Linked DNA regions of Homo sapiens: all the other regions are linked to region 3. Evidence: read pairs that join two places in POLR2A ChIA-PET (ENCODE). Cell type or tissue: CD4-positive, alpha-beta T cell. All regions are shown on one strand. Each heading gives the region's core, and the rest is flanking DNA. Links, peaks and the distances in the headings are about the cores only.

What was found. ChIA-PET counts read pairs that join two places held together with the same protein. Peaks named below come from ENCODE experiments on the same cell type or tissue, not always from the same donor. Only the 100,000 strongest peaks of a DNase experiment are listed, where the experiment ranks them.
Region 1: POLR2A ChIA-PET joins it to region 3 with 11 read pairs; 4 of 35 experiments call an interaction of 5 or more read pairs at or near these places.
Region 2: POLR2A ChIA-PET joins it to region 3 with 17 read pairs; 6 of 35 experiments call an interaction of 5 or more read pairs at or near these places.

The regions. Positions count from the first base shown.
Region 1 is chr15:90,556,409-90,567,084 of GRCh38, reverse strand. All of the region lies in intron 2 of CRTC3 (CREB regulated transcription coactivator 3), which reads right to left. Among named protein-coding and RNA genes, the nearest start is that of CRTC3, 32 kb to the right of the region's middle. RefSeq lists a silencer at 3,303-3,432 and an enhancer at 3,704-4,204. In CD4-positive, alpha-beta T cell, for the core only: no CTCF peak of the experiment used is centred there; a DNase peak (open chromatin) is centred at 4,954; H3K27ac peaks cover 2,452 bases.
Region 2 is chr15:90,533,463-90,544,138 of GRCh38, reverse strand. CRTC3 (CREB regulated transcription coactivator 3) reads right to left here. Exons shown (of 15, transcript NM_022769.5): 2 at 4,002-4,100. Among named protein-coding and RNA genes, the nearest start is that of CRTC3, 8.9 kb to the right of the region's middle. In CD4-positive, alpha-beta T cell, for the core only: no CTCF peak of the experiment used is centred there; a DNase peak (open chromatin) is centred at 4,168; H3K4me3 peaks cover 1,297 bases; H3K27ac peaks cover 2,909 bases.
Region 3 is chr15:90,615,843-90,626,518 of GRCh38, reverse strand. CRTC3 (CREB regulated transcription coactivator 3) reads right to left here. Exons shown (of 15, transcript NM_022769.5): 8 at 8,551-8,636; 9 at 6,729-6,778; 10 at 526-743. CRTC3-AS1 (CRTC3 antisense RNA 1) reads left to right here. Exons shown (of 4, transcript NR_120372.1): 4 at 6,366-6,510. Among named protein-coding and RNA genes, the nearest start is that of LINC01585, 39 kb to the left of the region's middle. RefSeq lists an enhancer at 5,664-5,713. In CD4-positive, alpha-beta T cell, for the core only: CTCF peaks have their summits at 6,596 and 6,892; DNase peaks (open chromatin) are centred at 5,968 and 6,868; H3K4me3 peaks cover 1,067 bases; H3K27ac peaks cover 1,143 bases.

The DNA of each region.
Region 1 (10,676 bases), core at 2,965-7,964, 58 kb after region 3:
TTTGAAGCCAGGAATTAAAGTCCTAGATGGCATCTGCTTCCAAAAGAGACTGTTTCATCTATGTTGAAAATGCAGGCTGGGCACGGTGGCTCACACCTGCAATCCCAGCACTTCAGGAGGCCAAGAAGGGTGAGTTACCTGAGGTCAGGAGTTCGAGACCAGCCTGACCAACATAGTGAAACCCTGTCTCTGCTAAAAATACAAAAATTAGCCAGGTGTGGTGGCGGGCACCTATAATCCCAGCTACTCGGGAGGCTGAAGCAAGAGAATTGCTTGAACTTGGGAGGTGGATGTTGCAGTGAGCTGAGATTGTGTCATTGCACTCCAGCCTGGGCGACAGAGCAAGACTCTGTCTCAAAAAAAAAAAAAAAAGAAAGGAGGAAAGAAAATCTGTGGCTGAGTGCAGCCACATTCAGCAATGACCTCAGCCAGATCTTCTGGATAACTTGCTGCAGCTTCTATAGCAGCAATTCTTGCTTCATCCTGTACTTTTATGTTATGGAGTTGGCTTCTTCTTCCTCTTTTTTTTTTTTAATAGACAGAGTCTTGGTCTGTCACCCAGGCTGGAGCGCAGTGGCATGATCTCGGCTCACTGCAACCTCCGCCTCCTGGGTTCAAGCAATTCTCCTGCCTCAGCCTTCCAAGTAGCTACGACTACAGGCACACGCCACCATGCCCGGCTAATTTTTGTATTTTTAGTAGAGACGGGGTTTCACAATATTGGCCAGGATGGTCTCAAACTCCTGACCTCAAGCGATCCACCCACCTCAGCCTCCCAAAATGCTGGGATTACAGGCATGAGAAACTGCGCCTGGGTGAGATGGCTTCTTTCCTTAAACCTCATGAACCAACCTCTGCTAGCTTCAAACTTTTCTTTTGTAGCTTCCTCAGCTCTCTCAGTCTTCATAGAACAGAAGAGAGTTAGGCTTTGCTCTAGATTAGCCTTTGGCTTAAGGGAATGTGGTGGCTAGTTTGATCTATCCAGACCACTTAAACTTTCTCCTTATGAGCAAATAAGGCTGTTTCACTTTCTTATCATTTGTGTGTTCATCAGAATAGCACTTAATTTCCTTCAAGAATTTGTCCTACCTTGGCTTTCAACATGCTTTCCTCACTAACCTCAATCATTTGCAGCTTTTTATTTAAAGTGAAAGACATGCAACTCTTTCTTTCACTTGAACACTTAGAGGCCTAATTTCAATATTGTTATCTCAGGGAAGAGGGAGGCCCAAGGAGGGGGAGAGACACAGGAATGGCTGATCAATGGAGCAGTCAGAAGACACACAACATTTCTCTTGATTAAGTTCACCAACTTATGTGGGTGATGTTCACGGGACCCCAAAACAATTACAACAGTAATACCAAAGATCACCGATTACAGATCACCATAACAGATATAATAATGAAAAAGTTTGAAATGTTGCAAGATTTACTGAAATGCAACAGAGACATGAAGTGAGCCACATGCCATTGAAAAATGGCACCAATAGACTTGCTCCATGCAGGTTTGCCACAAACCTTCAACTTGTAAAAAGCACAGTATCTGTAAAGCAGAAAAAGCAAACCACAATAAAACAAGGTGTGCCTGTATACAAGAGCACATTGCATTACCCACTCACCAACACTGAATATCACTCAAAAATTTGTCCTAATTTAATGGGTAAAAAGGCTAAGTTATGACTTTGATAATTAGCCTTTATTGGCATTTATATGCTCTAGGTACAGTGTTAGATGCTTCGTATACATTATCTCGTTTAATCCTCACGACACTGTGAAGTGCTACTATTATTATCCCCACCTTACAGATTAAGAAACCGAGACTTAGAAAGCTTACATTGGCCAGGCACGGTGGCTCACACCTGTAATCCCAGTACTTTGGGAGGCTGAGGTGGGTGGATCACATGAGGTCGGGAGTTCAAGACCAGCCTGACCAACATGGAGAAACCCCGTCTCTACTAAAAACTAAAAATACAAAATTAGCCAGCGTGGTCACGCATGTCTGTAATCCCACCTACTCGGGAGGCTGTGGCAGGAGAATCGCTTGAACCCGGGAGGCAGAGGTTGCGGTGAGCCAAGATCGCATCATTGCACTCCAGCCTGGGCAAAAAGAGCGAAACTCCATGAAAGGAAGGAAGGAAGGAAGGAAGGAAGGAAGGAAGGAAGGAAGGAAGGAAGGAAGGTTGGTTAAATTGTTGAACACAAGGCTTGTAATGGGTAGAGACAGGCTTTGAACCCAAGCTGCCTTACTCTTGAGTCCATACTCTATCCATTCCTGCCTATGGTATCTTATTGTTTTAATCTATGTGTCATTGCTTACAGTGACAACAAATACACTCCCAGATGTTTCTTTGCTGGTTAGGTTTCCTATTTTCCTGATTTTTCTAACCATGGCAAATTCGAAGGGTCAGAGGTAGCTTAGAAGGTGGAGTTTTAGAGATAATGGTTTGACCATGGGCAAGACAGAACTGGTAGTAAAAGCAGATGAGAAGCAAGAAAAGAACATCAGTAGTAACTGCAGGGACTAGTCTCGGGGCCTTTGTAGCCTTTACTGGATGGCGGGGATGATAAGTTCCACAAGCTAAAAAGGCCAGACGTAGGGCAGAGAAAATAATAGAGGAGGGTCTAGCTTCTGGTCCTCTGAACAGCTTCAGTAGTTCCTAAGAACTATTTGCACACTTTTTTCTTGTGTGTGAAGGCAAAGGAGCAGCTACTACCAACCCTAATGATGTCATAGGGTTAACAAATAAAGAAATCAGGAAATGGTTTCTTTTTTCTTCAAGAAATACTCTGGTTGAATTTCCTCAACAGGTTTCAACTTCTGCATTCAGAGAAAATAGTTCTGTTTTAGTAATTCAACAAAAGAACAAAACACTGCCAGACGGAGAGCTGGTAGTTACTAGCATGAACTCCAGAATCAAAGAGCCTGGACTTCAAATCTGGCTTTACCATTTTTGGCTGTGTGATGCAGGGAAATTGTTTAATCCTTCTTGGCCTCCACAGTCTTCCCTGTAAATAGAGACAGTAATAGTACCTACTCTGGGGTTACTAGAAAGAGTAAATGATGTATGCAAAGCCTTAGTTAGCCATATTGCCTGATGCACAGCAAAAGTTCAGTACATTTTTGCCAGCAGTGGTCATGATAGAAGTGGTAGAAACACTAATATAAATGGCAGTAATTTTGTTTGAAAAAAAGGAAGGAAGGCGGGAAGAAAGAAGGAAAGAAGGAAATTATTTTTTCTATTTCATTCAAAAACAAAGGGCAAATATGTTGATCAAATGGTATGAAGTGGCTGAAAACCTTCAGACTAAGTAAGCAGAACTTGATTCCTGTACCAGCCACTTACTAGCTGAGTAATGTTGAGCTTATTACCTATTTTTTCTTGCTCTCGGTTGGCTAACCTTAAAGGGGGAGTGTTGCATGAAAAGTGCTGCACAGTCCATTGTGGTTCTAACAGTTCTGATGCCTCTGCCAGGGCAAGTAGTGCAATACAGAAAGATGTCTGTGCCAAGTGAGAGCCATCCGCTCTTAGCAGAAGCTCGGTCAAGGCTATGCTTTGCTCCTCATTAAATGTTTCCCCTTTAATATTCTTCTCTCTGCTTCACTTGAGTTATATTTTAACTCAAGTTTATAAGCTGTTTTAAAACTTTTATTTTTATTTTATTTATTTATTTATTTTTTGATACAGAGTCTCACTCTGTTGCCCAGGCTAGAGTGCAGTGGAGTGATCTCTACTCACTGCAACTTCCGCCTCCTCGGTTCAAGTGACTCTCCTGCCTCAGCCTCCCGAGTAGCTGGGATTACCGGCATTGACCACTCCATCTGGCTAATTTTTGTATTTTTAGTAGAGACAGGGTTTCTCAATGTTTGCCAGGCTGGTCTCAAACTTCTGACCTCAAGTGATCCACCCGCCTCAGTCCCCCAAAGTGCTGGGATCACAAGCATGAGCCATCATGCCCAGCCCGTTTAACTTTTAAATGCTAGTTCTAAATTAATTAATTCTAAATGAACCCCCAAAACTTCTCGGAGACTAAGCAGGCACGGACTGGTAGAAAGCGTCTCTTGAGCAATTTCATGAATGACAAGATGGCAGAGTAAGAGATACTGAGAGAGACAAGCACAGGCATGGCCAGTGCCCAGCAGCCACTGCAAGGGGGAGTCACAGCCTGTGTGGCCTGGTCTGCTCCTGTTGGCCCACCCCATTCTCACTGGCTTTCTGACCTTTTGGCTCCTGCTTGCGGCTGGTCTGGCTTGCCCCCTCCAGTGTCAACTGACCCCCCTCTTCCATCCAGGCTGTTGCCTCCCAACTCTGGCCTTTCTTAACCAAGTTCCAGGGTGAGACTCTCAGTTCAGGCGAGTTAAGACTCACCCAAGGAGAGACTTCCTAGGTAGTCAAGGGAAGGAAAGTTTGATTTGGACTAAAAGTAGTAAAAAGATTTCTCAGGTGGCCGGGGGAGTGAATAAGCAGAATATATTCTAAGACGAGAAACCAAACAAAAGTGGTACTAAACTGGGCATACGATGGTTCCAGGGGACTAGAAAACGGCATCTATCCAGACTGAGAAAAACAAAGCATAAAACACGTTTCCTAGGTAAAAACAAATTGGTTTTGTGTGTCTACACTTGCTTAATTTGCAAAATAAGAGCAAAGGCCCGAGAAAGATAAACCTGGGTTTGAGTCCTGACTGTCACTTGCCACTTGTGTGACCTTGGGCATGTTACTGTTTAAGCATCAGTAAAATGGGGATGATAATGCCTATCTCAGAAGGTTGATGTGGGAACTCAATGATATCAGGTACACAAAGCATAGCTCAGGTACTCAGTAACTGTTCGTGTTCTTCTCCTCACCACTCTTAAACTTCTGTCATATGTCTGTGGGGAAGTGTTTTCCCTTGCACTCAAGAAAACTAGCATAAAAGAAAGTGGTTACCCTGGTGACTTCCTCCAAAGAGGTTACAGGAGAAAATGGGGAGGGGAGAGCTTTCTCAAGTCACATCCCCAAGAGGCTGGCGGTAGAGACAGAAAAGAGCTAAGACATTAGCTATCTGTTGTCGAGGCAGCCAACTGCTTATAGCCAGGGAGTTCCTTGAGGCACTGACTATTGCCTTTGAGCAGGGAAATAATTACAATGTCTGGCATCAAGGCCTGTGTAGAATCTTCCACAGATGTTATTCTGTCTCTTGGAAAATATCCACAGTAATAATAAACAACTAAAGCTTCATTTTAAGTTTAAAGTATAAAAACTAGCTGTTTCATAACATAGGGACCAATTCTAACTCCTGACTATTGTGAAATTTTGTAGGGAATTGGAACAAAACTTTGGCTGGTTCTACAGCCAAAACATGTAGGGACTTAAAATTCTAGTTAGAGATAATCACTACTTTAAATGTAGTGCCTCTTCTCCCTCTTTTGTGAGCTGGCAGTCAGAGGCTGGATTAAGGAGATAGGTAAGAGGATTGCTTCATACTAATATGATTGAATTTAACACAGATTCAAAATGCGAGGGAATATAGAGACCTAGCTTCTTTCCTGGTCCTACACTGCCACCGCCCACATGTGCCTTCTCTGTGGGTATTCTTTCTGCCTCTCTTGAAAGCTGCACTGAGTCAAGGCACTAACATACAGCCTGGTTGACTTCAGGACAGGCCGATTAAGACTTCAGCAAAAGTATTTTTATCTAGTCTGTGAAGAATTAGTAGGATGCAACTAGCCTGTATGACATTTAAGAAGCTTCATATAATGAACAGCAAAAGCTTAGTTCTCTAGGCCTAGGTAGGATACCTGCAAAGAAAGAGGCAAATGGTACCAACAATCTATTGAAGTCAAATTAGAAGGCTGCAACAGGGAGTTTATACTAGGAACTTTGCAATATGTATTGAACAACAACTGTGCTGGGCATTATTCTAAGGATTTACATGCATTACCTAACTTAATCCTCCCAATAGCTCTATCTTAGGTACTATTAGTAGCCACATCTTGCAGATGAGTGAGCTGAGACACAGAGAGACTAACGATCTTGTCTACGATCCAGTGCTAGTTAGTGGTGGAAGTGGTCACCAGATCCCCACTCTAGGGACTGCACTTGTGACCATCAACATGAAAATTTTGTTTATTTTGACATATTGGATGGCAGGTCATAGAGACTTATGACAGAGACTTACTAAATTGCTTGATCAAGAAAAGGGCTTGTATGGTATTAAATTTTGTTGACCAATTTTGTTGAACCCCCCAAGCGGCTTACAAGACAGTTCTTATGTGAGACATCTCCACAAACTAAACCTGAACCTGCAGGGTGCAATCAGGAGCCTTGGTAATTCATTCCAGGACTTTTATTGTTCAGACTCAAACAGGACCTGCAGCTCCAGCAGGCAGCATCTGGGCGCTGCTCTCATTCCCTATTGTTCTGACAGCCAGACCTTTGAGGATCTGCAGAGCTGGTGGCCTGATAGGAAGTCACACGATTTCAGAAGAGCCTGCCAGGTTTTGACCATATGAATTATGTGTCTAGTTTCTGAGGCTGCCTCTGGAGTTAACCCCACAGGGGATATCTGAAGTATTCATCGTCTGCCCCAATCATGCTGCGTAGCTGAGGAGGGTGGAGTAAGCTAAAAGCGAATTCTGCCCACAGGGAAGACAACGGATGCCTGGTAACTTGGAGCTAAGCCCACAAATTCCAGAACTCTTTTGAAATTTCTGATTATGTGGCCAAAGTCTGGGAAATGTTTGGGTCTACTTGGCTCTGAGAAAACACATTCTCTTTCAAGAATCTGGTAGAACCAAGGATGAGAGCCATCATCAGTGACGTAAACTGGAAGTCAGGATTTAGAGGTGTCCTGACTGAATGGACATCCCACAGAGTTCCAGCCCTCAACAAATACTAGCTGAATGAATAAATCCCTATTCTCAAGTATTTGATCAACCACCAAACCTGGAGCGCTAACTAGATGAATAAAAGAAGGTTCCAAAAAACATCATCAAACAACAAATGATGGTATGAGGAAAGCTATTTATAACATATAAGACAACATGTATCTCTAACATTCGAAGAACTCCTACAATTTGATAAGAAAAAAAACTGAGAAAAGGTTATGAACAGGAAATTCACAGAAGAGGAAACCAGAATGGCCGGTAAATACATGAAAAAGGCCAGACATGGTGGCTCACGCCTGTAATCCCAACACTTTGGGAGGCCAAGGCGGATGGATCACTTGCACCCAGGAGTTCGAGACCAACGTGGCCATCAAGGCAAAACCCCATCTCTACCAAAAACATAAAAATGAGCCGGGTAACAAAAATTAGCCGAGTGTGGTGGCATGCGCCGGTGGTGCCAGCTACTTGGGGGGCTGAGGTGGGAGGATCACTTGAGCCCGGGAAGCAGAGGTTGCAGTGAGCCAAGATCACACTATTGCACACCAGCCTGACTGACAGAGTGAGACCTTGCCTCGAAAAACAAACAAACAAACAAACAACCACAAAATGAAAAAATTTCAACTTTTCCAGCAATCAGGAAAATATACATGAAAATAATGCACCCATGATCTCATCTAATTCTTCCAATAACCTGGGAGGTAGAATAATTATTTCATAAGTAAGGATATTAAAGTTTAGAGAGGTTTTAATTCAACCAGTAATTGACAGAGCTGCAACTTGAACATAAATCTGGATAATAATAAAGTCTGTGTTTATTCTAACTTGCTGCTCTAGTGGAATACTTGTGTGGTGGCTCAGGTCCTTTTGGGCAAGTCGCCTAACCTCTTAAGACTCAGTTTTCTCATCTGTAAAATGGGAGTCATAAAAGTACCATCACATAAGGTTACTGTAAGAATTCAATGAGATAATACATACAAAATTCTCAGAATAGTGCTAATACTCAACTATTTGATTCATTCATTCAAGAAATATTTATGGAACTCATACCCTGGCCAGGTACTGCTCTAGACTTTGGAAATACAGCAGTGAACCAAAGCACCCTTGCTCCCAGGGGGCTTGGAGGAGACAGAATATAAAAGAGATAAATAAATAAAAATACATAGTAGGACAGGCGCGGTGGCTCACACCTGCAATCCCAGCACTTTGGGAAGCCAAGGCGGGCGGATCACTTGAGGCCAGGAGATCGAGACCATCCTGGCCAACATGGTGAAATCCTGTCTCTACTAAAAATACAAAAATTAGCCGGGCGTGGTAGCACACGTCTGTAGTCCCAGCTACTCAGGAGGCTGAGGCAGGAGAATGGCTTGAACCCGGGAGGTGGAGGTTGCAGTGAGCCGAGATCACGCCACTGCACGCCAGCCTGGGCGACAGAGCAAGACTCAGTCTCAAAAAAAAATAAATGTGTATATGTATATATATATATAGTATACTGGATCGTGATAAGTGCTGAGGAGAAAAATCAAGCAGGAAAGACGGTGGAGGGAATTTAGATTTTAGAGAGGCAAGGCCTCCCTGACAGGTGATATTTGAGTGAGGAGCTGAGGGAAGTGAGGAAGTAAGCCATTCACATATCTGGAAAAAAAGCATTCCTGGTAGAGAAATCCTAAGCAAGGTTCAAGGAACAGAGAAAAAGGCCAGTGTGGCTGGCATGGAGTGAGTGAGGAGGGTGTTGGAGAGATGTGTGGTAAGCAGCTAAGAGCAGAGATGATGGGGGCCCTACAGGGACTGCCTGCACTTTGCACTTTGCCTTTACCCTGAGAGAAACGGGAAGCCGCTGGAGGACTGTGGGGAGTGAGATAATCTGGCTCATATTTTAAAAGGATCAGTCAGGTGGCAGTGTTGAGAATATACTGAAAGAAGACAGGACTCCTCTGCCAGAAGCCCAGTCAGGAGGCTCTTGCAAGAATCCAGGGACAAAATGATAACGGGTCCGACCAGGGTAGTCAGATTCTAGATACATTTTTAAAACAGAACCAAGAATTTGCTGAAGGCTTAGCTGTGGGATGTGAGACAATGCAAGGAGTTATGGGTGACTCCAAGGTTTTGGCACAAGTAACTGGAAGAACTAAGTTGTCATTTACAGAGAAAAGTGTCCAGAACAGAGGTTTCCTGACTACAGGCACTGCAGAACAACGAGAAATTTAAGGTACTCTGGAATCCAATCAGAAAGGCAAGTGGGGTGGTTGACATCAGGAAAGTGCATTGGTCACTGTGTTTCAGGGCACGATTTCAATCCCTGGGAGGCAGGCTGATAAAAACAAGGCACAGGGAAACGAGGCAGGTTACCATGGGATTCTGGCACGCAGGAGCCAGACAAGAGTCCAGTTATCAGAGCTGAGGCACAAGGCCAGCAATGGTGACTTGAGGCCAAATTACAGAGTGTGAGGCAGCCTCAGTCCCTCTGCCTCAGTTCAGGCTGGGTCCTAGAGATGGGTGAGAGGCTGGCTAGTCAGGTTCAAGTGGCCCCAGGAGACCCAGGGGAAAAGGCTACAGAGCCAGAAACCAGACAGACCCGGCTCTGTCTGTACTCCACCATATTACCAGGGTGATCTCAGCATATTACAGGCTGATTCTATGCCTTTAACAGATCACTATGTGAAAGGTCCAGATGTGCAGATGTACGAGCCCCTCAAAGAGGGGCACCATTTGTACGTGTCTGAGACCTTAGTTGGGGGCTGGGGAAGCCAGGCCCTGAGATAGGAAGGGGGCGTGCTAGTTTGTCACAAGACTGTAAAACAAAAGCAAGAAACGTTCTGGGGACCAGATGGGAGACAAATGCAGCTACCACCACCTCCCTGTCAGCAAAGGGCGAGAAAGCAACCTCAAGGGGAACAGCTCAAAATGTGGGGGAGAGAGAAGCTGCTCCTAGACTGTGAGGGGGTGCTGGCAGTGTAGGCGGTCCTACCTAGAAGTACAAGGTTAAGGAAAGATGCTAAGCTAAACTTGCGATTGTTCTAAGCTAAATTTGCTAAGTTTGTTCTCAGACTCCCAGACACTGATTAAAATTGTTTTCTACACATTTTCTTCCCTAGCTAGAGTATAAGACATTCCTGCCAAAGAGAACTTTTAAAATTAAAGCAAGTAAGGGGCAAACATCTGTAGAAGCTCGGTCTGATAATTTGATTAATGTATTTATTTTTCATATTGTATTATAAAGATATATATATATATATATATATATATATATATATATATATAGCCATGTGGTGATTATAAAGAGAATAATTCCAATGGTTGGCACTAAAAATGAAATTAGATTTATTTTCTAGAAATGACAAGTCAATACATACTATTAAGCAATTAGAAAGTAGTCATTGAAAAGTAGTAGACCGTTGTAAACCTTCTATTTTAATATGAAAGTATCTATATCAACTCTCAGTATTTTCTTGAGTCATATTTCTCTGACGGCTGTAGATTTTCTGTGCATAATTGTATACCATAAATTAATGGCCCTTTTGATTTTCACAAAAGCTGTCCATTTTCAAACAAATTAAGTTTTTAAGTCAATATATAAGACGTATTACACAGAGATCCATGAAGCCCCAATGAAACATTTGCTAGGCAGCCTTGGTCACTCACCAGCCTCTAGGCCCGTGTGATTAAATTTTGTGCTTCAGTAAATATGCAAACTACTTTATGTCATGAACTTTGGAGTCATTCTTGAACAGTCAACATACACTTGGAACGTCAGATCTGAAAAAGCTAAGGATCTCCTATCCTTAAGGTAATAAATATCCAAATCCATCAG
Region 2 (10,676 bases), core at 1,951-6,950, 80 kb after region 3:
TCATGGTGCTGCTGACACCATGCTGATTTCCAACTTCTGGACTCAGAACATGAGAACATGAGAAAATAAATTTCTGTTGTTTTAAGGCACTAAGTTTGTGGTACTTTGTTACAGCAGCCCTAGGAAACTAACACACGCAACCACCCAGATGAATCTCAAATGCTAAGTGAGAGAAAAACTCAAAAGACTACGGACATTTGATTCCACTAATAGGACACTGGAAGAGTCAAAACTACAGATGGTGGTTTCCAGAGGCTGGAGGTGGGGGATGGAGAATACTTACAAACAGACACAAGGGAACCTTTTGGGGTAATGGAACTATTCTACATCTTCATTGTGGTGGTGATTATATGGCAAAGAGCTGTATACCTAAAAAAGGTATAAATTATATTGTATTTACATAATACCTCAAAAACATTTACTTAAAAAAAATCTGTGCTCTGGGACTCTCCTCAGTTTTTCAAGAATTTTTCTCAGTTCGGAAGAGGGCTCCCACCAGCCTAATTGGGGAGAATGTGAAGATCAAAATAAAAATAATAGATTAGCTTGCGCTTCAAGCCCACTCTTACTCTGTAGAGCATACTTTTATTTCAATAAATCTGTGCTTTCATTGCTTCAAAAATGAATAAATAAAATAATAGATTATAATAGATTGAATAAAATAGAAAATCATAAAACCATATACCGAGAGATAAAAAATGAATGTATAGATTGAAAGTTTAATGAAGATCAGGATAAAGTATCTCCTCGCAAAATATTTATTCATTACAAAGGGGAAAAGAGTTACTTTAAATGGGGAAGCCTGACAGACAGGCCACCTTTTTTTTTTTTTTTTTTTGAGACAGGGTTTGGCTCTGTCACCCAAGCTGGAGTACTGTGGCCCCATGTGAGCTCACTGAAATCTCTGCTCTCTGGACTCAAGCACTCAATCCTCCCACTTCGGCTTCCCAAGTAGCTGGGACCAGAGGCGTGCACCACCACATCTGGCCTTTTTTTTTTTTTTTCAGTAGAGACAGGGTCTCTCCATGTTGCCCAGGCTGGCTCAAACTCCTGAGCTCAAGCGATCTGCCTGCCTCAGCCTCCCAAAATGCTGGGATTACAGGTGTGAGCCACCATGCCTGGTGGACACCACCTTAATTGATAAAAGAGAACATCATCATTAACAGGACACATCAAAATCATGTCCCTAATGTGATACCATAACAGCCTCACTTCTTCTACGTTATTCCTGCCAAAGATGCATAGTCTGAATCAAATCACAAAGATACATTAGGCAGACCCCAATTGAGGGGTTATATCTACAAAAAAACTGGCCTGTAATCTTCAAATGTGACAGGATCACAAACGTTAAGAGTACTTGAATTAATGTCAAAAATAAAAGGCTGAAAAGCTGTTCCAGACTGAAGGAGACTGCAGGCAATAACTGCATGTGATTCTGAACTGAATCCTTTTGCTACAGAGGACAGCAGGGGGACATTTGGTGAATGCAGTCTGAAGATCAGATTGTAATAATGGATCACTGTTAATTTTCTTATCTTGATGGCTGTATTTTGGTTATATAGAACAACGTCTTTGCTTGTAGGAAAAACACAGTGAAATATTAGGGGGTGATGGGGCATCAGGTCAGGAACTTATTCCCAAGTGAAAAAAAAGTTATGTCAGCAGGGCACAGTAGTTCATGCCTGTAATCCCAGCACTTTGGGAGGACGAGATGGGCGGATCACCTGAGGTCAGGAGTTCGAGACCAGCCTGGCCAACATGGTGAGACACTGTCTCTACTAAAAATACAAAAATTAGCCAGGCGTGGTGACGCACGCCTATGATCCCAGCTACTTGGGAGGCTGAGGCAGAAGAATCTCTTGAACTCAGGAGCTGGAAGTTGCAGTAAGCTGAGATCGCGCTATTGCACTCCAGCCTAGGCGACAGAATGAGACTCGGTCTCAAAAAAAAAAAAAAATTAAGTGGACTATACTTCCAAGTATTGTGTAAGTTTGTGACTGTTGCAAAGAAAAACAAAACAAAACAAAACAAAAACAGTATGAAAAGAATCCTGGGGGCTACGCACGGTGGCTCATGCCTGTAATCCCAGCACTTTGGGAGGCCAAGGTGGGTGGATTACTTGAGGTCAGGAGTTCAAGACCAATTGACCAACATGGTGAAACCCCATCTCTACTAAAAATATAAAAATTAGCTGGGCGTGGTAGTGCACGCCTGTAATCCCAGCTACTCAGGAGGCTGAGGCAGGAGAATGCTTGAACCCAGGTGATGGAGGTTGCAGTGAGCTGAGATTGCACTACTGCACTCCTGCCTGGGCGACAGAGTGAGACTCCATCTCAAAAAAAAAAAAAGAAAAAAAGAATCCTGGGAAGGCCAAGGATTATCATTTTATCCCATTCCCCAATGCAACCGGAGGGGAACATCATAGTAAATTCTATATTCCTCTAAAGTTGACAATAAAGTAGCACAAAATTGGGATCTCAGACACAGCAAACTTGCACAATGCTGTATTTCCTGAAGTATGAAATCCCGCATAAGGCAGAGACCTATGTTATTTGGATACTAAATAACCCAGTGGGTTAATATATAAGGTAGTTTGATATATGAAGGTAGATCTCTAATACAGGCAGTAATATGGTAAAGAGTCCATTGTCATTATATTGAAGACAAGATTCCGGTGCAATAGGGTACAAATATGTTCATGTAGTACTTTTTCTAATCACCATTATATTTGGAGTTCCTATCAGCACTCTCAAATGGAAGTCCCCAACTTAAATAATACATTTGGCTTTATTTGACATCATCAAAAAAGTGAACCCAGTTTCTACCACAAAGAAATAAGACAGTGCTTTTAAAATGGTCAGGCATCCAAACAATCAATTAATGCTTCATCTTAAAGTTTATATCTCAACTTTAACACCGAATCTTAAATTGCATAATTAGAATGACAGGCTCCTAATGTTTCACAGATTGGGATATCTAAGCAGGTCTAATTCAGGTCTTAACAATAGTGCCATATACCATTGTCTGAAACACCAATTCCACATTGGTTTGAACAAGGCTTTCCACTGATGTGAACGATGAAAGCACCCGAGGACACTGCAGTAATCTAAATGCAATACAGACTACTTATCTGTGTCTTACACCTGCACTGAGCCATGTGGTAGCCACCAGCCACATGAAACTAGTGAAATGCGGCTGGTCCAAATTAAAGTATGCTTTGAGTATAAAATACACAACAGATTTCAAAGACATAGTACACAGAAAAGTATGTGAGATTTCTCAGTTTTTTTATGCTGATTGCATGTTAAAATGATCATATTTTGGATATATTGGATTAAATATTTATTTTTTTATTTTTATTTTTTTTTGAGACAGTCTCGCTCTGTCGCCCAGGCTGGAGGGCAGTGGTATGATCTCTGCTCACTGCACCCTCCGCCTCCTGGGTTCAAGCGATTCTCATGCCTCAGCTTCCCAAGTAGCTGGGACTACAGCTGTGAGCCACCACACCTAGCTAATTTTTGTATTTTTAGTAGAGATGGGGTTTCACCATGTTGACCGGGCTGGTCTCGAACTCCTGACCTCAGGTGATCTGCCAGCCTTGGCCTCCCAAAGTGCTAGGATTACAGGTGTGAGCCACCATGCCCAGCCAAACATTTATTTAAGTAATATTAAAATTATAGATGAGAAAGCTGCATTTTGAAAAATATAGATATTAAAATTAACCCCACGTGTTTCTTCTTCTTTAATGTAGCTACTAGAACATTTTAAATTACATATGCTTGTGTTATAATTCTACTTGCCAGTGCTGCCTTCAGCCATTTGTGAAATAACACTATCGTATGCTGTAGAAACTATGAGAGAGAATATTAATGGACTTTCCAAAAGAAGACTGAACTGTACCTAGGCCCAGCTTATCCTTCAAGATCTCATCTTTTTAGTGATAATCTTTGTCTATTTTTTACACTCCATTCAGCTTCAAGAAAGTACATATCTGGAGGTACCTGAAACTCTGACGCACTGCTCCGCAGCTGGCTCACATTTGGTAAGGATCCTCCATGGTACTGTGTAAGGCGCAGTTGCTGAAGCTTCTGAAATTGAACCTGGAAACAAAGTGATTTAAGAACGCTGAGAGGTAACAGCAAAGATCTAAAGAAGCATCAAAGTATAGTATTTTGTAGGGGAACGGTTCAAGAATGAAAGTCTTGTTTCAATTTCTTCTCGACGTAAGTGATCACACCCTCAAGGTTTCCGGTGCTTTCTGGGTTTTGATTACTCTATTTTCGGAAAGAGCTTACCCATGTTCCAAATGTCCCATATACCATGATAGTAACGTCCTCTTGCAAGGTCTTTGAGTGTGTATGTTTGGATACACTGGCATAATCTTTAACAACAATAAAAGAATTTCTGAAAGAAAAACTAAGCTACTATCCACAACCCTAACACATTAGCTGTTTTCCCTTCTTCATGCTCTTTTCCAGCCTCCGTTTACATTTATGGTAAGAACTGCATAGCTGTGATCATAAGATAGGTACAACCTAGCATGCTCATCATAAGCCTTTTCTATGCTATTACAGAGTAATTTTTAGTGGGTATATAACAGTTCTTCTGAATTATTTCCTTAGAACACCTTCCAAAGGGTGATTACTAAATCTCTGGATATGGGCCTTTTGGTGGCTCTCAACGTATACTGCCGAAATGCTTTCCCAAAGAGTTTATAATATACATATGAGAAAAGTTTCACCAAAAAAACTCATTGATATTGGATATTACCATTAATTGGGGTAAGGAAGGAGGTCAATTCAATAGGTATAAAATGGCATCCCACCATTTTAATATGCTTTTCTTTGTAAGTTCTTCCTTACTTCATTTTTCAAAAAGCAATAAACTGGTTACAGTTCTTGTAAATCTCAAAGTGGTCTGATCTGGTCTTTAAGAGTTCTGTTTCTAAAATAATAAATTAGCTCCATGGTTACATAACCCTTGGCACTATAATTCATATAGAGAAGAAAGGGTTATAGACGAGAGCCCTGGGGCAGATTTTTACCCTTCATCACTCTCTGTCTCTAACAATAATAAAACACTACCAGATCTAAGCCCCTAGGATGGGCCAGGTGCTGTTCTCGGACACTTGGCCCACTTCATCCCTAATCCTCCCCACAACCATGCAAATGAGACTGTACTCTCCTGCTGTTACAGACCTGGAGACCCAGACTCGGAAGTTCAGTGACTTGCCACGTGGCTAGCAGGAGGCTGAGCCACGGCTGTCAGCCTCAAAGCCCATATGCCCATTTCTGCCATGCTCTTTTCCTTTGTCCCATCTTTCCCTCGATGATCATACTAATTACAAACTCAAAAAAAAAAAAAAGGTGAAGTTTGGTTTACCAAAAGCATTGTTGAACCTATGAAGCTCTCTGATAATTTCCTTTTTACATTTATTATGAAAGATTTCAAATAGTATATGTGAAATAAAGACAAGTATAATGAAACCCCATCTATCCATCTTCTAGCTTAAAAATTACCAACTTATATACAATCATCTTTCATCTTTACCCTCTCCACTACCCGCAGTGCCTCACTGACAGAAATTTCAGACATGGTATCACTCCATATTTCAATATGTATTCTCAAAAGATAAAGACTTATACTTGTTTGGAAATTTTAAAGGCATACGAAATCCTTCAGTGGCTTTAACTTCCCTTATACCTGCTGTATTTGATTTCTTAAATGTACTGCACAGGGAGACAGTTATAACCTATTAATCAAAACCCAAATCTCAGAGTCAAACATGAGGAGGACGACATGGTGTTTTTTCCATCTAGGAGTGGAGTTATAGGAATAAAGTCTCTCAGCTTTCAATCTTAACATTCTAAAAGTACTTATCAGAAGCATCTGACTATTCTTGAAATTCTCTGGACAAAATTCTCAGCCATCTTGATTTAAAGCCTTTGATTTCTTTTTTGAAGGATCAATTTATCCATTGATTTACTGATACAAAAACTTAACTGTGTGTCAGGTAGTATGCCAGGCACTGGCTTACTAAGATGAATGTATGCTAAAGTTCCTGCCTTCAGAGAGTTCTCACAAAGGCTTCAACTCTTACCCAAAAGCCTTGACACTTCAACCAAACTAAGTTATAAATCCAGATAGGGACCTGCCCTCAACTGAGCTGAAGGCCGTCTCACAATCCCCCATAACTGCTCTCCCTCCCAAAGCACCTATTTCCGAAGCCTTCAAAGACTGTTAAAAAAGAACACGGCTAGCCTGGCCAACACGGTGAAACCCCGTCTCTACTAACTATTAGCCAGCTGTGGTGGTGCATGCCTGCAATCCTAGCTACTTGGGAGGATGAAGCAGAAGAATTGCTTGAACCCAGGAAGCAGAGGTTGCAGTGAGCCAAGATCATGCCACTGTACTACAGCCTGGGTGACACAGTGAGACTCTGTCTCAAAAAAAAGGCCAGGAGCAGTGGCTCATACCTGTAAATCCCAGAACTTTGGGAGGCCGAGGCGGGCGGATCACGAGGTCAGGAGATCGAGACCATCCTGGCTAAGACGGTGAAACCCTGTCTCTACTAAAAGTACAAAAAAATTAGCCAGGCATGGTGGTGGGCGCCTGCAGTCCCAACTACTCAGGAGGCTGAAGCAGGAGAATGGCATGAACCCGGGAGGCGGAGCTTGCCGTGAGCCGAGATGGCGCCATTGCACTCCAGCCTGGGCGACAGAGCGAGACTCTAAAAAAACAAAAAGCACTGGACCTGGAATCGGATGATGTGACTTTGTAACCTGCAACTCCCGTGTGGTTGGGCAAACAACTCTGACGCCTCCTGCACAAGATAAAGTGAGGATTAAATGACACAGACACAAGAGTGGTATGTCAAATGTAAAGCTCTGGTCAACTTAAGATATTATCATTATTGCTGATCTCAGCTACCTCTTCAAACTCTGAGTTATTTTGACATTTTCCTCTTTTGAAATTTAGACTCATTGAGCTAGAAAAAGAACTTTGAGACTGTCTTCAACACCTTCATGTTTACAGATGATGAACATGTGAACCAAAGAATGATTAGCCTAAGGCCGAGGTCACAGACTGGCAGCCCATAGGCCACATTTCACCTAGAGTGTTCTGTTTACCCACCAGATGTTGACCCATTCAGTGTATTAAATTTCAATTGAAAAAATCAGGACACTGCATAAAAATATGGATTTCCAACTTCTCCTGATTGAAAGATCAGACAACACTGAACCCATGTTCTTGCATGGCATCGCTGGATGAAGCTGAGAAGAGGCCACCCCCTTAGATCGTGTTTGCCAAGTCCTCACTGTACCCTATTATCCCTTCACGATGGCCCAGGATCAGCTGCCATGATCATCTCATTCCTGGCCCCTCCATTCATTTTCCTTACCTGCCTCACTTACTGAGTTAGTGACCTTTGGCCTACAGTCACACATCTTAGTGGAATTTTCTTTAATGCCTACAGGAAATGAGATCCAGGCCTCATTAATTCCTTTTTGAGAAAAGTCTCACAATAGCCAACACGATTACAATCCAAAATCCCAGCGGGTCCTTTCAGAGACATTGACAAGATAATTCTAAAATTTATGGATGTGCAAATGACCTAGAATAGTCAGAGCAATTTTTTTTTTTTTTTGAGACAGGGTCTCTGTTGCCCAGGCTGGAGTGCAGTGTCACAATCACAGCTCACTGCAACCTCCACCTCCCAAATACAGGCACGCGCCACCACGCCCAGCTAATTTTCGTTTTTTTTTTTTAGAGACGGATTTCACCATGTTACCTAGGCTGGTCTAGAATTCCTGGGCTCAAGCTATCTACCCGCCTCAGCCTCCCAAAGTGCTGGGATTACAGGCATGAGCCATGGCACCTGGCCAGAGCAATTTTCAAAAAGAGCTAAGTTAGAGGACTTAAATTACCAGGTTTTAAGCCTTATTATAAAGCTATAATATACAGACAGTGTGCTATTGTCAAAAAGACAGATATACAAATCACTGGAACAGAAAAGAGTCTAAAAATAAACCAACACTTATATGGCCAACTGATTGCAACAAAATTGCCACAGCAATTCAATGGGCAAAGAAAAGTCTTTTCAACAAATGATACTGATACCTTACAGCAGGGAGTAAAAGCAGCTGAAGATCCTTATGAGGGAAATTAAAGTAGCTAAGTATACAGACATTCACTGTGATAGCTAGATTCAAACCCTGGCTCTACCACTTACCAGCTCTGCAACCATGCCTCTCTAAGCCTCAGTTTACTCATCCACAAAAATGAGGAAAATTCCAGATATACACACCATAGGCTCATTTTGAGGACTATGTGAGATAACAACATGTGAAAGGGATTACAGTGCCTCGCAAAAGGAAAGTCCTCAATATTTAGCCCAAACCTAATATTTCCATCTTCTCTCTCTCCTCCATCCTGAGAGCTCGCTAATCTATGACATATCTATGTCTTATCATTGGTTTATTTTCACATGAAAATAATGAGTCTGCGCAAATATTCAAGTCCAATCAACACTCCAGGGTGATATGCTGAGTTAGTCCTCTGGTTCCTCAACACAAGTTGCTCTTCACAGCCAAACTTCTGGAATAAGTTTCCAACCCTATCTCCATTCCCCACCCCCGTCCACTCCTCAACGTCTCACAATTAGCCTTTCACCCAGCACCCTGAGAATACAGCATCTCTCACCGAGGTTACTGATGACCTCCTCTGATGACCTCCACATGACTAGACCAAAGGACACATCTTTTGTGTCAGACCAAGTCAGCAGCACTAGGCTCAGCTGGTCGGCATTCCCTCCTCTTCATAAGAGTACTCCTGGCTTTCTCCTGCCCCTCTGGTTGCTCTTCAAGCCTTCTTGGCCAGCTCCTCCACCTCCCTTTCAAATGGTGTAGTTCCTTAGTTCCTTTGGCTTCTCCTAGGCCCTCCTCATGGTTCACTTTCTTTTTTTTTTTTTTTTTTTGAGACGGAGTTTCGCTCTTGTTGCCCAGGTTGGAGTGCAATGGCACAATCTCGGCTCACTGCAACCTCCGCCTCCCAGGTTCAAGCGATTCTCTTGCCTCAGTCTCCTGAGTAGCTGGGATTACAGGCACTCGCCACCATGCCTGGCTAATTTTTTGTATTTTTAGTAGAGACGGGGTTTCTCCATGTTGGTCAGGCTGGTCTCAAACTCCTGACCTTAGGTGATCCGCCTGCCTTGGTCTCCCAAAGTGCTGGGATTACAGGCGTGAGCCACCGCGCCTGGCCTCACAGTTCACCTTCTGACAAGGGTAACAAACTCAAATGCCTACAGCTGCCAAGCAGGGAATCTAAGTGAAGCAGTCTGGGATCACTGCAAAGAATACCTTAGAGGGTGGTAGGGACTGTGGCAAACTGAAGACCACATCCATGGCCTTTCTAATGGGGCAGCCACCATTCAGCTCCAGGCAACTGGTGCCGTCCAGAAATGTCGGGTGAGTGTCGTTGGATTATCTCATTTTTCAAAAGAAACCAAAGTCCAGATTTTACTATAAAATCCCAATATTCATTGTTAGCCCTAATTAAAACCAACCAACCAACCAACTAACCACATTTTGGGCCAAAACCAAAAACATGTTAGAGGGCAAAATACAGAACTTAAGCCACCAGTTTACAATATCTGTTCCATCAATTCTTCCTAGGCAGCCAAATCTACTTCTGTGGCTACATAACAAAAATTCCCCCATTTTTCTCAGTAGCTCAGCCTTCCTTCTCGAGCTGCAAAACCATCTAAACAGCTGCCTGCTGGACCATCTCTACTTATGTGCCTCACAGGCACCTCAAACTCAGCATTTCCGCACAAACCTGCTCCTGCCAGTGTCCACTTAATGAAGAACACCCTGAAATGGTTCCAGCCCTCCCTCTTTCTCACCTTCCTCACCCATTCACAAAATCTGGCCCTTTCCACCTCCTAAGTATCAATCTGCTCACCGCTCTGCCTCCCGACTGCCACCATCTTAGTAAATGCCACTATCACATCTCCTACTAAAATCCTCCTCCTCCTCTCTTCTACCCACCACGCTGGAGCTAGAGGAATCTTTTAAAAAAGCAAATCTCACATAGTTTAACCCCTTCAGTGACTTCCCATTGCCCTTAAGATCAAGTTCCAAATCCTGTCTCTACAACCTGATCCCTATGAATGCCTCCAGCCTCATCTCACATCCCCTCCTCATCCTCTTTTACTGAATCTCTGTTCTCTGTACCTGCAACATATTCCCTCCCTCAACACACAAACCCTCGAATGCCTCCCCCACTCCCCCTGAGCCTTTAGGCCACTGGAAGAGGTGAGAATTCCCTACCATACAGGTCCAGAGCTCCACCTACTTCTGTTTTGGTGATATTCACCAAAATGTGTCCTTACTTATTAAATGAATGTCTTCCTCATTAAATCCTAAAATCCACTGGGACACTGTGTTTTGCTTGCTCATTACTATATACCCAGTGTCCATCCTAACCCCTGGCACACACTAAGGACTCACTCAGTAAGTAAATTTGTGGAACAAATCAGTAAGATCTTTAAAGGACAGCCCCATGTTTTCACTCTTCTCCCTCACAAACACACACCCCATTAACAACAAAGTAGGCACTCAAATACTGACAAATGAATACATTAATAAATGAACAACAGAACAGCCTCTTCCCAG
Region 3 (10,676 bases), core at 4,661-9,660:
GGGTAGCATCTTTATATAGCTAATGCTACATCTTTAACTGGAACTGTGGGGGATTTCTACTTCACACACAGATATTAAGTATAAATATTTTCATCATATCCACTGTAAATTTTCTAAAATGCAGAATATTGCCTTTAGAAATCTAATGGAAAATGAAAGGAATCCAGAGAGATGGCCTAAATTATAAATTATCATATGTTGATGACAGCCACTAATACTGTTCAGCCAACACGGAGTGGATGCTTATTTCTTGGCTCCCATATCTTATTCCCCAAGTCCCTGGATAGAGCAGCGAGTGAGGATGATAAGGAATGAGGTTCAGCAGAGCTGCCCCAAATTCATCAACCCAGGAGAAACAGAAACATCCAAGAAAAATGTCCGCAGGGTCAGGAGATACAAGAAGGTACATTATCATCTCTAACTGGGATGCAGTCATTCTCATTCAATGATTCACTGAACAGGCCACATGGGTGGGGACCACCTATGATTAAGCCACCAGGTCACTGCTAAGCAGGAGATACTCACCAGAGGAGCTTCTTATACCCAGGTGGGTCATAGCAGCTGGGATGTTGTTCACACTATTCCCCACACTCATACTGCCAAAGTGGTGGTCGGTGGTGTCCAGGGAGGCTGGCAGGGGTGTCGAGTAGTGGAGGTTGGTTAGATCTGGCAATGACCCTCCAGTGTTCAAGGTCCCCAAGAAGGGTGAGAGGCCTAGGTTTTGACCATTATGTGGAAAAGCACTGAAAAAAGAAAGATTAAGAATGACTTTCTACAATGTATTTGGCTGTTGGGAAACCAAACATGGCTGAAACCTTTTCCTTGTCAAATAAGAGCAGTGGCTACAAAAGACCGAGGTCCTGGTGCGGCCTCTCTGATTCTGAGAACACTGGTGCTCGGCTTAACCTCTCCGAAACACATATCCTCACCCACTACCTGTGCCCACATTACAGGAATACTAGATTAGGGTCTAGAATAATCAAGACCAGATTAGATTATGGATGCAAAAGTATTCTGAAAATTATAAACCACTCTATAAAATGTGAGGCACTGCTATTTATGTAGTTCTTTTTGCTAGATTTTTAAGTTATCTTTGCTACCAGAAAAAGTATCTCTGAGTAACTAGCTACCTTCCAATATACCTTCCAAGATATATTTTTAAAATTACAGTCTTCATAAACTTTAAAGTGACAAAGAGATGTTGCCATTCATTCATCACAATCTATGGGCTAGGCACTGTGTGCCAGGCAGCGGGCCGCATGTTGGCGGCACCATGATGAACAAGCAGGGCGAGTGTGTCCGCCGGGGTCAGGCCTACTCCTGAAATGTACAGGCCTGGAGCAAGAGTATAAAAGAAGGCCCGCATACCATCTGTTTCCATTTTTAAAAGTTATAAATCAAATGAACAAACCCTTACATGAACTTTGTTCTATGTGTCTATCCTGACATATTATACCTTCATAATAGCCTGTGAAGCCAGATTTACATGTAGAATTCTCAGACTTCTTGGAGTTCTGTGCCAGAATGCACAGGGAGACAGCCTGGCCCTCAGTCCACGTCCCCTTCTCTTCCCCCTAGTTCTGTTCTGTACTGCAGTACGCACATAGCTATCCCAGCCTATGCAGCCAAACTCTGTCCACACCCTGCTGACTCTCTAGCCACCCCCCAGGCCTAGTGCGTATACACTGGTGGTACGTTCCCTTTGGGAATGAAGCCCTCTCAAGGGCGGGGCCCCAGGGAGGGGCCTGCTAGCCAGGTCTGAGAGGACCTTGTTTTGGAATTCACAGATGGGCAGGAGAGACAGCCTGGGAAAGCAAGTAACTGCAACGTGGCAGGAAGCGCGCTATGCTGGGTTTGAGAAGGGGTGTGTGTAACCAGTGCATATAAGTGACACCGGGAGCAAAAAAGCAGGAGTTGTCCATGTCAGGATGGGCTGTGGAGGGGACGGGTTTGCCATGGATGTGACACAGTGTGTGCGTGGAATTAAGAGTAGCTGGGCATGGCTGAGGTGTCAGGTGTCAGGGCAGAGGGTGAGGAGGGAGGGTGGCACATGGGGAGGGAGAGGCAGGCGGGAGAGAATGTGCTGTTCTCAGGAGTCTGGATCAGGGACTGTGGAAAGAGGGAGGCCAGGTTAAGCTGGAGAATGGCGTTTCAGAAATGTCACTGTGGTTCCAGTGTGGAGGATGGCCTCAGCAGGCAGAAGGAGAGGCAGGGAGAACCAATTAGAAGGACCACCTGCAGTGGTCCAGGGGTGATATAGGAAAAGAGCAGTGAGGGTGACGCGGAGGAGAATGCGGGAGAAGGTGCCACCAGCCAGGAGCAGAGGGAAGTCACGAATCCTGAGGACACTTCATTCCCTCCTGCACACATCAGCAGAGCACCTCCCAGGGGCCAGCCACTGGCATCAGGGCTTCAAGAGACTGAGCCATAAGGAGCATAACCGGCAACATAATACAATTCAGTAGTGCAGTGATAGAGCCTGGAGGGAGGCCATGTGGAGGGAAGCCCAGCTGACCTGGGGAGGCTTCCTTGGAGGACATCTGAGCTTAGTTTAAAGGCTAAAGAACTCAGGTGATCTAGTCAGGAAAAAGATTTCAGGCAAAGCTCACAGCATGCGCAAAAGCAGGGAGGTGTGAGACCACATGGTGTGCCCTCAGAACTGTGAGGATTCAGACCACGGGAGGTTGAGTTTAGGAGGGCTGGTTAGTGGTGGGAGATGGAAGTGGAAAAGCAGGTAGAGAGCACCCGAGGCTGGGACTGATGAGAGGCTGACACGACGCCAGTGGAAGGCTGGACGCGGGGTGGGCAGTGTGGTGGGGGAGAGGTATCAGCTTTTCTTAGGACAGCGTGGCTAACAGACTTGGGGAAGGGGTCTTGGGGTGCACGGAGCAGGCCTGGAGGTGGAGAGGCCGCTATGACTCTGCTGAACGCTCCAGCAGGAGGCCACGAGCGCAGGGAGGGAGAGGCAGGCTAGACTCTAGAGACAGGGAAGTAGGACTCAAGAACAACTCTGGGGCCTTTAGCCTGGGGACTGGTGGAGCCCCTCACTGAGACAGGGGACACTGAAGATGTGAGCAGATTGGGAATGAGGGCAGGGGTATGGATGAGATCACGAATTCTATTTTGGCTTTGAGTTTCTGCTCACTAGGAAGACATGCAGCAGGGATATTTCTCTCTCAGTTACGTACAGGAGGCAACCGACATTCTCAAGGTTCCACTGAACAGCAGAGGTGGCAGCCAGGGCATGGTGGGCTGATGATGGGTAAGCAGGAAGGAACACCTGAGAGTAAATATGCTTTCAGAAAGCATGGCGGAGAATTCTGGAGATGAGGGACAGTTAACTAGCAGAGAAAGGCCTCCACAAATCCAGCGGGAGGAGGGCCAGGGAGTGGTAAAGTGGCCGGCCTGACTAGGAGGGACCTCGGTGTCCCTAGGACCAGAGAAGGGTGGTGACGGGGGAATCAGTGGCAGAAGAGAGCTGAGCACTCACTCCTGCCAGCCTCGCCTCACTTTTCTTGGTAAAAGTAGGACTGGGCGAACTGTGGAGTTTTGGAAAGAAATGAGGCAGCAGGAGAGGTGTCCAACCGGAGGGTGAGGAAGAAGGCTCATTTTGGTTGTAGAAAAACTGAATATAAATTTTGTCTTTTTATTTTATTTTGTGTTTTTTTGAGACAGAGTCTTGCTCTGTCGCCCAGGCTGGAGTGCAGTGGTGCGATCTTGGCTCACTGCAACCTCTGCCTCCCGGGTTCAAACAATTCTCCTGCCTCAGCCTCCCGAGTAGCTGGGATTACAGGCATGTACTACCATACCCAGCAAATTTTTGTATTTTTAGTAGAGACAGGGTTTCGCCATGTTGGCCAGGCTGGTCTTGAACTCCTGACCTCAAGTGATCGGCCTGCCTCAGCCTCCCAAAGTGCTGCGATTACAGGCATGAGCCACTGCGCCCAGCCTGAATTTTGTCTTAGATGGCTGGAAGTATGGAACTGTTTATAGGGTTAAAGATCAAGGACTAGAAAAATAAAATTGAGACCTCAGAGCCCTCAACGTGACAGCAGATGGGCTTTCTGACTGAGAAGAAAGATCCATGGGTGATCAGGTGGGAGTGAAGGCAGAGAGAGCAGGGGCGCGGCAGGGAGAAGCGTCCAACAGCACAGAGCAAGGATGGAAAAAATGTGACCACTGTGAAACAGGTCATTAGTAACGTTCACACAATTCCTCTGCAGCTGGGAGAAATACAGGTGGTTCCTTTCCAAATATAGTTACTACCTAACGGAGTCACCACTGATCTAAGGAAAGTAATGCGCCCCCCGGTTCAAGACCCTCTAACGACTCCCATCTTCTCTGCGTCAGATCCAAGCAATACAAGCCTCCTTGAACTCCAGGCCCACTCCTGCCTTGGGGTCTTTGCACTTGCTGTTCCTGCTGCCTGGAGCCCTCTCTGCGTCGCTTCACACTATCAGAAAGGTTTCCTCAACGCCCGCTGGTGGCTGCCTGTCCACCTGCCACAGTTGCGTCTCCTTCAGTGCATTTACCCACACATGACTTTTGCTGTGCTTTGCTTATTTGTTTCTGCCCATCTTGCTCTACTAGATTATTAGCTCCTCGAAAGCAGGAACTTGATCTGTTTTGTTCATTGTTTAACCCAGTGCCAAGAATTAGGGGGTCAATAAATATCTGCATGACTAGAAGTCACTGAATGGAATTCTATCTGTAAAGTAAGAGCAAGAAAGCAACTTTCTCTACCTAAGAAACACCTGCTTTAAAACTCTCCAGGTTGGCCAGGCATGGTGGCTCACACCTGTAATCCCAGTGCTTTGGGAGGATCACTTGAGACTAGGAGTTCAAGACCAACCTGGCCAACATAGCAAGGCCCTATCTATCTTTAAAAACAAAACAGGCTGGGCATGGTGGCTCATGCCTGTAATCCTAGCACTTTGGGAGGCCAAAGTGGGTGGATCACCTGAGGTCAGGAGTTCAAGACCAGCCTGGCCAATATGGTGAAACCCTATCTTTTCTATAAATAAAAAAATTAGCCAGGTATGGTGGTGCACGTCTGTAATTCCAGCTACTTGGGAGGCTGAGGTAGGAGAATCGCTTGAACCTGGGAGGCAGAGGTTGCTGTGAGCCAAGAGCATGCCACTGCACTCCAGCCTGAGCGACAGAGCGATACTCCATCTCAAATAAATAAATAAATACAAACAAACTAACTAAACAACAACAACAAAAACCTCTTGAGGGCTAAAGTACTGCAGCCCAATTCTATAATGTTAGGCTTTCAGAGCCTGAAGGTTATCTGATGGTTAAGCCAAAATTGATTCTTGAGGAAAATGTTTGTTTTTGTTTTTGTTTTTGTTTCCAAATTTCCATTTTACCAGGAAGCCCCTGAACCAGACTAGGTTGAGGGAGACTCCCTTGAGGAAAAGCTTGCCCCTTCCATGGGAATGTCCTGCACCTCTCGGCGGCCTGTCTTTTGTTGGGCATGCGTCCTGGCAGGCTTGCCCACTTTCTGAAGCAAACATCAACCCGTGGCGCAGCTCAGCAAATCACCTGAGTTTACGTTTAACCTGCCAGAAAGAATGTCTGAGCTCCAGGTACTCAGTAGAGAGTGCCTTGACTGCGCTGCTGTGAGATACTCACAGGAAGCTCTGTTGGGGGAAATCACATTCAATGACTGCTTGAAGTGGATTTAGTTCACCCACTGACCCACTGGTGATTGTATGTACTAAGTCAGATCATGCAAGAATCCCATTTCCAAACCACATTATTTTGGCCCTGCAGCCTTGCTGTTTCTGAATTGGCTTCAGTTCCAAGTGGTGGGACTGCTCTCACGGACACTATGATAAACAGCCCCAGGAAGCCTCCTTGGGGCTCTCTCAGGACACAGCCCATCGAGTTCCAAGGGGTCCTCTCTGTGAACCTCCCCAGCAGCTGTCTGTACCGTCCCACGCAGCACACCAGCCGGCCCTCCCAAGGCAGTTTCTGTTAAGGCAAGGGCCTCATTATCTCTCTCATCTCCTCGTTCTCTCTTAGACTCAACTTCCTCATGAACTTCCTTTTTCATTTGCTTGTACTATATTTTTGTAAGTTGTCTCAAACCTTTTAGGGAGTGAAGTTGCATACTATTAAATCCACTAACAAATTAATGGTTTCATAGAAACTTTTTTGTATTGCAAATGGAAAATATATTTATCTTCCATTTATGTTTTTAAATTGTTGTAAAATAAATATACCATAAAATTTACCATTTTAACCATTTCTGTGTGTACAGTTCAGTGACATTAAGTACATTCACAGAAACTCTCTTAATTAACTTCTGTGCCATTAAGCTGCCAGGTGAACTGATGCTTCCCTTTTCCCCTGGCCAGGATGTCACCGATGCCCACAGCCTGCCACAGCTCGGGGCTGGTAGGCTCCTCTCGATTCCTGCACGTTTCTGCTTCTGACACTGCTTCTACCCGGAGAGTTGTGTATTTACCAAGAGTCAGTTGTGTGATTCTCAAACATACTTATGTAAGTTTTGTTTGTTATTATAGTCATGTAATTTAATTAGTTTAAACAGATGAAATATGAGTATCAAAAGAGAGTGGCTGTTTTTATGAAAATGCAGTTGACTTTCAATTTATGCATAGCAAGTTACGTTTCTGAGAGTTCTGTAACAAAGCAGCGAGACTTTTGGGAAAAACCTTCAGGATAGTCCCTGAAACACGAACAGAAAGAATATTACTTACTTGCCACCTCCAACATCACAGGATCGAGGGCGTCCTGACAGGGACTGAATCTGAGAAGAGACAATGAAAGCTGGGCTTACTCGCTGTAAAGCCAAATTCAAGTTTTTGAAAAGTGTCTTCGTAAGGACCTTGAGGCTCTAGTGGGCGCAAGTGAGAGCTTGCGTGTCGACAGAGTCCTCACACAGCAGCCTTTTAGGTTTTGGCATGACTTTTTTAAACTCAAACTTCCAGGCCTAAGGGAGGCATAATATTAATACATTTTCCTAATTTGATGCCTTATCAATTTACCTTCTGGATTAACATTAAAAGACCAATGTTTTACACATAGAGCTTTTTACGGAGTTTCACTCTTGTCATCCAGGCTGGAGTGGCAGTGGCACATCTCAGCTCACAGCAACCTCCGCTTCCTGGGTTCAAGCGATTCTCCTGCCTCAGCCTCCCGAGTAGCTGGGATCACAGGCATGCACCACCACACTCGGCTAATTTTTGTATTTTTAGTAGAGACGGGGTTTCACCATGTTGGCCAGGCTGGTCTCAAACTCCCGACCTCAGGTGATCCACCCGCCTCGGCCTCCCAAAGTGCTGGGATTACAGGCATGAGCCACTGGGTCTGGACGACATAGAGCTTTTAAATAAACATTTCTTTTCCAATTGGCTTGAGAGGAAATGAAATAAATAAAAGAAAAAAGCAGGGTGAAAAAAGAAATGAATGTCAGAAGAAACTAAGCTATTTCAACTAGAATATAAGCTCCAGACGGACAGGAATGAGTATTACAAATCCACAAGAACCAAGGGAGATGAACATCTCTTTCCAGAGACCAGTCCCTGGTACTCAGGGAGGAGGGCACACCACTGCCCTCTTTGGTGGAGAAGACATAGTTATCCTCTGATAAAAGCCTCCACAACCACATGTGCCTCTCACAGCCAAAAGACAGTGTGGTTGCTTCTCCTGTGTTTAAATATGTAAATTTTAAATCATATCTCTTTTTTACTTCCCAAATGATTAAACATCAAATACATCTTGCTTTTACAAAAAGCCTTTTAAGACAACTAATGCTAATGGTGACTCTGGTAGACTTGGCAGAAGAAAATGGAACTGGGCCAAAGGGATCCTAAACAGGTGGGGATAGTTAAGTACACAGGCAATACAAACAATTGCAATAGAGCATCCTTAAGGGCTGGAACAGATTAACTGTTTTCTTTCAAAGTCAACACAGCTTCCCTCTGGGAAGAAAGGCCAAGGCAAGTACCGTGGGACCTCCCCTTTCTTCCACAGTGGGTGAGGTTTAGAGAGCCGAGGTGGAGGTCAGCTAGCACAATTTTAGATACAAATTCTCAAAGGCGCATGGAAATCATAGTAAAACAGATGACTTGTCTACTGACTCTTGGAGGACTCAGGTCAAATGCCCTTGAGTTAAAAAGAGCTATCTGGTATACCAGTAATTCTGGACAGAAGCTGGAGACTGGTATAAAGTGCTGGCTAAAAAAACAGAAAAATCTGCCTATGACTTACAACCAGGTTTCAGAGCTTTTAGCAAAACAAATAAGATATGGAGGACTTAGCAGGGTTTTTTTTTTTTTTTTAAATAAGTCAATTCATATGAAAATTAGTAAGCCAAGAGATCAATGTGCTAATTCATTGACACAAGCGCGATAATTTTTACTTGAAACGTCCTTCCCTTGTATATTCTTATCTCTGTTCTCAGACAAATCTTCTCCTTTTCCCCCAGTTCCTCTTGCTTTCACCTCTGCAGGATTTTTCAATGACCTCTAAGTACAAACATTCAGTGACAACAAACATAGCTGAGTACTGTTCACCCACCTCCTTGGTCTCCCACAGTTGTTTTGGCAGTGGCTTCGGAACATTTAACAGATTCTCTTCTTTCAATGGGCCAGGGAAAGATGCTACTAAAGGGAAAAAAAAAGCAGCACAGTCATTGCATGAGAAGGCAGGAATCCAGGCCGGGCACGGTGGCTCACGCCTATAATCCTAGCACTTTATGGGGCTGAGGCAGGAGGATCGCTTGAGCCCAGGAGTTTGAGACAAGCCTGGGCAACATAGTGAGACCCCCGTCTCTACAAAAAATTTAAAAATTAGCTGGGTGTGGCGGCTCACACCTGTAGTCCCAACTACTTGGGAGGCTGAGGTGGGAGGTCTCCTTGAGCCTGAGAGGCTGAGGCTGCACTGAGTCATGACGGTGCCACTGCACTCCAGGCTGGGCAACAGAACAAGACCCTGTCCCAAAAAAACAAAGACAACAACAAAAAGAGAAAGCATCCATCCTACCTACCTTTGGCTGAACAAATTATCTTTGTAAAAACTGATTTAACAAATAAAATGTTTGACTTATTTAACACACAAAAATGACTCATTTATGGACTGTCTACTAGGGAAGCCACTTTGGGCACTACTGTGGGAGTTGCAGAAATGAGTAAGACATGGATTCAACCTTTCACGAATGTGTAATCTAGTCAGTGGATAAGGGCAACACATAAATAACGATCACTGAAGGAAAAAACGAGTGGAAGCCCGAGAGAGCCGAGGGTATGATGCTGCTGAGAGATGAAGTGCAGAAGAGGAAGAGGCCAGGAGGGCTTTGGAGCTGGGCACTGGGGGGAGCCCTTTAGAGACACAGGAGAAGGGAATTCCAAGAGAGGGGAAGGTAAGAGTGGAGCAACTCTTTTCAACTGGAGTGTAGGCTGAGTCAAGGGGATGGTAGGAAGTAAAATGTAGACAATTGAGGCCAGGGCAGGGGGGCTCTGCAGGCTTGGCAAAGGAGAGAATGGAAGAAGAGGGATGAGGAGAGAACCTGCAACAACGATGAAATGGGGAAAGTATTGAGAAGAGGAGTATTAGCTGGAAGACATGGTGGCAGTGAAGCTCCTTGGTTGTGGGATGGAAATGGGGGACAAAGAGGAACCAACAACCAAGAGGATCTGAGGCTGGGCAGCTGCCGGGACGGCTGTTGGCTCTTTAATGCTATGAAACAACCTGTATAAAGGGACCATTCCAGGGCTTTCTGCTTTAACTCTCTCAGTCGTGCCAGGTAAAACAAGAATGCTGGGTCACAGAACAAGTAAATACTTTTTATTCTCAGAAAGAGACCAGAAAACAAGGGCCAGCCCTCAGGAGTTAAGTGATCTGATGTCAGGAAGGGGATTCCAAGTTAGGGACACCAGTGACTACTCAGAACCAGGAATGCTGTTGAGTTCCAGTGGCCACAGAAGCTCCAGTGTGACTGTCATGACTATCCTGTCTTAGCCCCACACAAGATGGCCGGGTACCCAAGAATAATGGACCCCAGAAAGAAGTCACATGACACAGGGCCCAAACTTTCCTAGTAAATTTTGAGAAAAGACTTTGAAACAAAAACTCTAAAATAAGTTTATCTTGTATTTAATAAAACTGATGATATAAATGCAGTTGTGGACTTCTAGAATGAATTAAGTATGGGTAGCGGTCTAACTTATTTGACAGCACGGTAAGGGGAGGATACAATGCTCTTCAGGCAACCTGTCCAGTACCACCAGGGCAGCAGTCATTTCTGCTAAACCAGGCCATGCTTTGTCAGTGTTCCCAGGTGTCTCTCTTAATCCTGATATTTACATCACTCTCTTTTGAAGAGCGTATTTTGTCAACATCCTTGTTGATTCTCTTTTCTTCAAATGTTACCTGACTTAATCATTAATATAATGATAATCATTGAGACCAGCCTGGACAATGCGGCAAAATTCCATCTCTACTAAAAATACAAAAAAAAAAATTAGCTGGGTGTGGTGGTGGGTGCCTGTAGTCCCAGCTACTCGGGAGGCTGAGGCAGGAGAATCGCTTGAACCCAGGAGGCGGAGGTTTGCAGTGAGCCGAGGTCACACCACTGCACTCCAGCCTGGCGACAGAGCGAGACTCCGTCTCCAAAAAAAAAATAAAAATAAAAATAAATAAAAATA